Linked DNA regions of Homo sapiens: region 2 is linked to region 1. The links are chromatin contacts, found by Hi-C or POLR2A ChIA-PET in ENCODE. All regions are on one chromosome and are shown on one strand. The core of a region is the stretch at or near the end of the contact, and the rest is flanking DNA. Distances in the headings are between cores, read along the strand shown. Region 1 has its middle 40 kb from the start of SORBS1. Region 2 overlaps SORBS1 (sorbin and SH3 domain containing 1).

The links. A loop is a pair of places that touch in the nucleus more often than their neighbours do. ChIA-PET counts read pairs that join two places held with the same protein, here RNA polymerase II (POLR2A). Pooled maps may share reads with other maps.
Region 2: a loop to region 1 is called in a map of HepG2, with 10 times the contacts of the local background. The contact joins two enhancer-like sites. A Hi-C loop is called at or near these places in 5 of 168 maps with a recorded cell type or tissue (HepG2, MCF 10A, Right ventricle myocardium inferior and 2 more), 1 of 37 single-sample maps with no recorded cell type and 7 of 50 pooled maps. POLR2A ChIA-PET finds 5 or more read pairs at or near these places in 3 of 52 experiments (AG04450, MCF 10A and OCI-LY7).

Annotation. Positions count from the first base shown.
Region 1 is chr10:95,599,675-95,602,825 of GRCh38, forward strand. No RefSeq gene overlaps it. Among named protein-coding and RNA genes, the nearest start is that of SORBS1, 40 kb to the left of the region's middle. Within about 2 kb of position 1,622, at least 4 of the 41 ENCODE cell types and tissues checked have a DNase peak (open chromatin) inside an H3K27ac peak, as active enhancers do.
Region 2 is chr10:95,465,745-95,468,895 of GRCh38, forward strand. All of the region lies in intron 2 of SORBS1 (sorbin and SH3 domain containing 1), which reads right to left. Among named protein-coding and RNA genes, the nearest start is that of SORBS1, 94 kb to the right of the region's middle. Within about 2 kb of position 1,672, at least 17 of the 41 ENCODE cell types and tissues checked have a DNase peak (open chromatin) inside an H3K27ac peak, as active enhancers do.

The DNA.
Region 1 (3,151 bases), core at 372-2,871:
ATAGCGAAACCCCGTCTCTACTAAAAACACAAAAATTAGCTGAGCATGGTGGCGCGCACCTGTAGTCCCAGCTACTTAGGAGGCTGAGCCAGAAGAGTCGCTTGAACCCGGGAGGCAGATGTTGCAGTGAGTCGAGATCGTGATACTGCACTCCAGCCTGGGCAAGAGAGCGAGACTCAGTCTCAAAAAAAAATAAAAAATATAAAAAAATTAGATACAGGGTCTCACTATATTGTTTAGACTGGTCTCAGACTCCTGGGCTCAAGCGATCCTCCTGCCTTGGCCTCCCAAGATGCTGGAATTACAGGCATGAGCCACCACTCCTGGCCAAGTTATGCATTTACTAGTTAGGGTCAATTTACACCACCAATTTCAATGGAAATCAATATGATTTTTGATATTTGCAAAGAAAGTGGTCCACTTCTTACAAACAGACTTCGGGATGAAAAATGAAGATGAGGCAGACACATCTACAGTGAGGAAACGGATGATGCCTCCTTTTTCCTCATAGGCAACTTGGGGGAGGGGAAAGGAGGTAAGTAAAGGCATGTGGGGGAAGTCAGAGAAGCATCCACACCTGCTCATTATATCAAGTGTCTAGAGACTCTCTAAATAATTCAGACACAGTCGGCTCCCTCCAGGGGCAGGTGTTGAGGAGAGTTTCCAGACAAGCAGCTCCTCTTGCAAAACTGGGGCAGACTGAGGATCTGATTACGTGAAAAGGGGTCCAGTTAGTAGCTATGGCAACCTCCTTCTTCAGCCTTACAACTTGCCTTTGGGATAAGGTACAAGAAGCTTCTGGGAAAACACTACTGCTATGCCCCCTGTGGTGGTGAAGAGTTTTGAAGCTCTGTTGTCTTGGGTTCAAATCCAGGTTCCTCCGCTACAGTGTGATCTTGGGGAATTTACTGATCTTTAGGTTCTATACCTGTAAAATAGGGGTAACAATTCCCCTACTCAGATTATTGTGGCATCATGCATAATTCATCTAGCCCCCTTACTATGATGCTTAGTACATGGTGCTTAGTACATAGTAGATCTGTCCTAAGAATGTCCTCACTTTATGTCCTAGGAATTGATGCTTGGACTTTAAATAAAAGAGAAACGTAGGGCCTGGTGCGGTGGCATGCACTTGTAATCCTAACTATTCAGGAGCTGAGATAGAAAGATTGCTTGAGTCCAGGAGTTGAGTTTGAGACCAGTCTGGGTGACAGAGTGAGACCCCTGTCTCAAAGGGGAAAAAAAAAAGCAATGTTGAAAACTAAGAGAAAGCCATTCCTTAGAATCATAAACAGTAACAGCCAATAGTTATTAAAGGTTAACCATATGCTGAATACCGTGCTGAGTGCTTTACATTTACTCTCGCAAAACCATTTATGGATACGTATCATCAAAATTCAGAGAAGTTAAGACACTTTCCCCAGGTCAAACAACTAGTAGGTGTTAGAATCAAGGTCCAAACCCTATTCTGCCTCTAAACTGAAAAGGCCTGTGCTCTTACCCTGTAAGGAAGAGGATCTCTGGAAGTTATTTTACTGATCCAGCACTTCATTTCCAGGAGAGCAGCCTGAGGATCGGGAGGGGATAATTTGCTGGGCATTGAGGAAGAGCAGGCCGACTTCCTTAGGTCCATGGGACCCGACTGCCCTCTAGCGTTAGAGGAATCCTGGGGCCAGATGGAATAAAGAGCAAGTTGGTTTTCTTAGGTTATGGTGACTCCTCCTGCCTTCAGTATGGGATCATAGCTGCCTAGTTTGGTGTTTTCCTATTGGCCAAAGGGTTTCTCCTAGGGATTAGGGTAAAATAGGCTGTAAAGGGTGGGACTTAAGGATAAGAATTACCTGAATTTAGAGCAGCAATTCTCAGACAGATCAACGTTTGGACCATCAGGTGGAGGGAATGTCTCTTATCCCCAGCATCTGGCACGTAGTGGGTGCTCACTGGATACTGAATGAGGCTTTAAAATCTCATTCTCCCTAATAGCAGAGTTCTGTAAAATAGCAGAGATCTGCAAACTTAAATGAGGTGCCCTTAAGGTAGTTATGAAGTTATTCATCGATTTTTGCCAGAAGTGCTAGTGGAAAAGACATTGTAACATTTAACTCAATTCTACTACAGGAGACTCCACAGGACACTTTCATAAGGAAGAGAGAACAATGACACTCTTCAGTGGTTTAGAAATAAGTTGGGGTCAGGGACGACTTGATCGTCTTAGACTGCCAGCCTCATACCAGTGTCCCTAATGGTCCATGGATCTCAGAGAAAGCCCCCTCCATCTCTATAGCTCTGCCCAAGTAGCCTGTTTCAAAGCTACTCAGTGAGCATCTGTGTGCATTGCACCTTGCTGGGCTCAGTGGGGGATACAAAGACAGATATGCCAGATGTGGCTAATTGTGGCCAACCTGGATGGTGCTTCTTCCATGAGCTAGGTGTCCGGTCCATTATCTGATTATTTACTGACAGGAGTCTTCAAGGTAAGTATTAACTGTCTACTTTTTTCCAAATAAGGAAATTGAGGCTCATTGCAGCAAAAAACAATCCTGCAAATTCCTACAATTTATAGATGGGAGTGCAAGTCATATGACTTCCAAATCCATACTCTTTCCACTATGCCACTCTGGCCAATTCTTTGAAATATTAGGACTCCTTTTCTAAAATGCAGGTATCTCCAAGACAATTATTCCTGTTTTTGTCTGCTTGGGCTGCCATAACAAAATATCATAGACTAGGTGGATCAAACAACAGAAATTTATTTTTCAGTCTGGAGATTGGGAAGTCCAAGATCAAGGTGCTGGCCAGTTCGGTGTCTGGTGAGGGCCCTGCTTCCTAGCTTGCAGGAGACTGTTTTGTCTTCTCACTGTGTCCTCACATGAAGGGCAGGAGGTCAAGGTCTCTAGAGTCTCTTATTTTACTTTTTACTCAACAGTTTGTTGAGAGACGTGGCATCTCTTACGAAAGCACCAATCCCACCATGAGGGCCCCACCCTCACGACCTCATCTAACCCTAATTACCTCCCAAAGGCCCCGTCTCCAAACACCATCACATTGAGGGGTAGGACTTCAACGAAGGAATTTGGGAAGGGCACAAACATTTAGTCCATAACAACCCCCATCAAGCCATCAGTTTAAAAATAGATGGCTTTTCCTATAC
Region 2 (3,151 bases), core at 422-2,921, 130 kb before region 1:
TCTATGCAGCACCACTTTGGGCATTGATGATCATGATTCTGTGATGTAGCACATATTCCAGACTTGTTAGGACAGCCCCAGCTCAAATTATCTATCTCTGTCCCAATAATTAAAAATTCTGGGCTGGGCGTGGTGGCTCACGCCTGTAATCCCAGCACTTTGGGAGGCCGAGGCAGGCGGATCACGAGGTCAGGAGTTTGAGATCAGCCTGACGAACATAGTGAAACCCCATATCTACTAAAAATACAAAAAAATTAGCTGGACATGCTGGTGGGTGCCTGTAATCCCAGCTACTTGGGAGGCTGAGGCAGGAGAATCGCTTAAACACGAGAGGCGGAGGTTGCAGTGAGCCAAGATCACGCTACTGCACTCCAGCCTGGGCAACAGTGCAAGACTCGAAAAAAAAAAAAATTCTGGCCGGGCACAGCGGCTCACGCCTGTAATCCCAGCACACTGGGAGGCCGAGGTGGGCTAATCACGACGTCAGGAGTTCGAGACCAGCCTGGCCAACATGGTGAAACCCCGTCTCTACTAAAAATACAAAAAATTAGCTGGCTGTAGTGGCAGGCGCCTGTAATCCCAGCTACTCAGGAGGCTGGGGCAGGAGAATCACTTGAACCCGGGAGGTGGAGGTTGCAGTGAGCCAAGATCACGCCACTGTACTCCAGCCTGGCGACAGAGCAAGACTCCATCTCCAAAAAAAAAAAAAGAAAAAGAAAAAACTTCCCAAATTCCAACTTTTCAGGAACTAGTAACTGAATAAATCAAGACAGTAAGCATTATAAATAGAAATAAATCTAAGCCACAACACTGAAAAACCACAAAAGGAAGGAGGGCTCACAGGCTCATGTACAGAAGCATGTGCACACGAAAGAGAGCTCGTTAGATCTACAGCTATAGATGTGACACATATTTGTAAGAGCCCCAATGTGGAGCCAATGTGACAGCAGACACAGCTTGAGCAACCATGCAAATTCTGCAACCAGAATCTTTAATTACCCATATTCAAGAGAAGGAAGCAAATGGCAAGAAAGGTGGATATCGCAGATTTCTTTTTTTTTTTTTTTTCTAAGAAAAAATAATCAACTTTATCGGTGTATTCTGGTCAGAAAACACTGAACTCCAACTCCTATACTTCCTACATATTATCAGACTGAACCATCTCAAATTAACTTTTTAAAGTAAAAAATAGTCAAATATTGGAATATCACGTTGTTCAAACTAACATATGGCATTATGAAGAAACATAAGACCTCAGTCATCAAAGACAGCCTCTAACATGGGTTCAGAAAAATCATCTCTATTTTTAAATTATTTTCTTCAATGAGTTCTGGGGTAGAAAAAGTAGGGTGATTTGGGGTTAACGGTTGTATAAGTTACCAAAAACTCCATTGACTAGAACTCTTCATTTTCTAAGCATTCCTATTAAAGTTTTACTGCAGAATAATTTATGAGATGTCTGAGGCATGTTGTGAAAAAAAATATGTCTGACATTTAAGACTATTTTAAAACATCTCTCTTGCAAAAAGAGCCAGAGGTGTGGCAAGTTTGGGCCTTGCTCATGGCTTGGGGAGAGCTGGGGTTTTCAGCAGTTAGGGGCAGGGAGCCGGCCCAGCTTCAAAGGCAGAGGCTGGCTCTCCACACACCCTGAGGCGCTATTGAGCAAAGACAGCAACTGTGTTCCTATCTGGGGCCCCAGCCCTCTGTCTGCCCTTCAAGGTTCCCTGCTGCCTGAGGAAACATGTGAAATATTTCCGTGAAGGGCCGGCTGTGTGGAAGCAACAGGAAATAAAGGTTTACCCCAGTGACTTCCCACTAACCAAGAGGCGGGGGTCCATTTGAGAATCACAGTTTTCCAAGTGACTTGTTATTTTTACCAGATGTTTTCAAAGGCAGGTCTTGTGCAGAGGATTTGAGAGGTGTTTTTGTTTTTTGGAATAGAAAGTACTTAACCATAAGAAGTATTCTAATTGAGCATTAAAAGCCGCCCCAAATTTAAACTCACAATGGGGAAAGAAACCTCCACAGAAACATGACTTCTAAATTATCTTTGGGCTTAAGAGAAACTGAGCATTCATATACTCTGAAACTTCCCAAAGGAAGCAAAATCAATTCTTAGAAAATTCAACCTTTACCATCTTCTTTTTTTTTTTTTTTTTTTTTTTTTTTTGAGGCAGAGTTTCACTCTTGTTGCCCAGGCTGGAGTGCAATGGCATGATCTCATCTCACCACAACCTCCGCCTCCTTGGTTCAAGCGATTCTCCTGCCTCGGCCTCCCGAGTAGCTGGGATTACAGGCATGCACCACCAGGCCCAGCTAATTTTGTATTTTTAGTAGAGATGTGGTTTCTCCATATTGTTCTGGCTGGTCGCGAACTCCCAACCTCAACTGATCCACCCGCCTCGGCCTCATAAAGTGCTGGTATTATAGGCGTGAGCCACCGTGCCCAGCCCTTTACCATCTTCTAACAAAGGTGTTAGGCTAAAGAGACTTCACTGGAACAGCACGGCCCAGATATAAAAACTGGTAGTTCAGCAGCCCCCTCAGATCCCATGGTGACCCTTTCTCCAAACCGCCCACACTGCCATTTTGTTAAGGTACCCACGCAAGGAGCACCCTTGCCTTCCACTCTCACTGCTAGGCCTTCCCCAAGCAGTGCCCCCTTGTCTGAAAAATTTTCCCTCTCCCTCTTCCCAGCCCCTACAAGCTAAGCTGCCACATCATGTCCTTTACATGGTTCCCACTTCCTCCAGAAAGATTTTCTAGGATGGATGGATCCTAGGAAAGAATGGATGACAGATTTCCACAGCCCCAACTCACCCAGACATGAAAATTTGTGTTTATGATCTTTCTTTCTTTCCCACTTATGGAACCTGCACTCTTTTATTATTAATGTATTTATTTGCCTAAGGTGCTATTTTCTCTTGTCTACTGATTGCTCAGTGCAACGCATCTAGCTCCAAATATGAGCTTCTACAAAGCAATGTTTTCAGCCTCATTACATAGAGAAGGACTGAAGGAAATAAGGAGGCTCAGCCTAAAGAAATGTGAACCAGGAGGTGCAGGCTGGGGGCCGGACAGGGCAGAGTGGAGTTCTGCCTCCTCCATTTCAGGTCCTATCTAAGGGCATTTTGCTTTGCCTCTTTGGGCT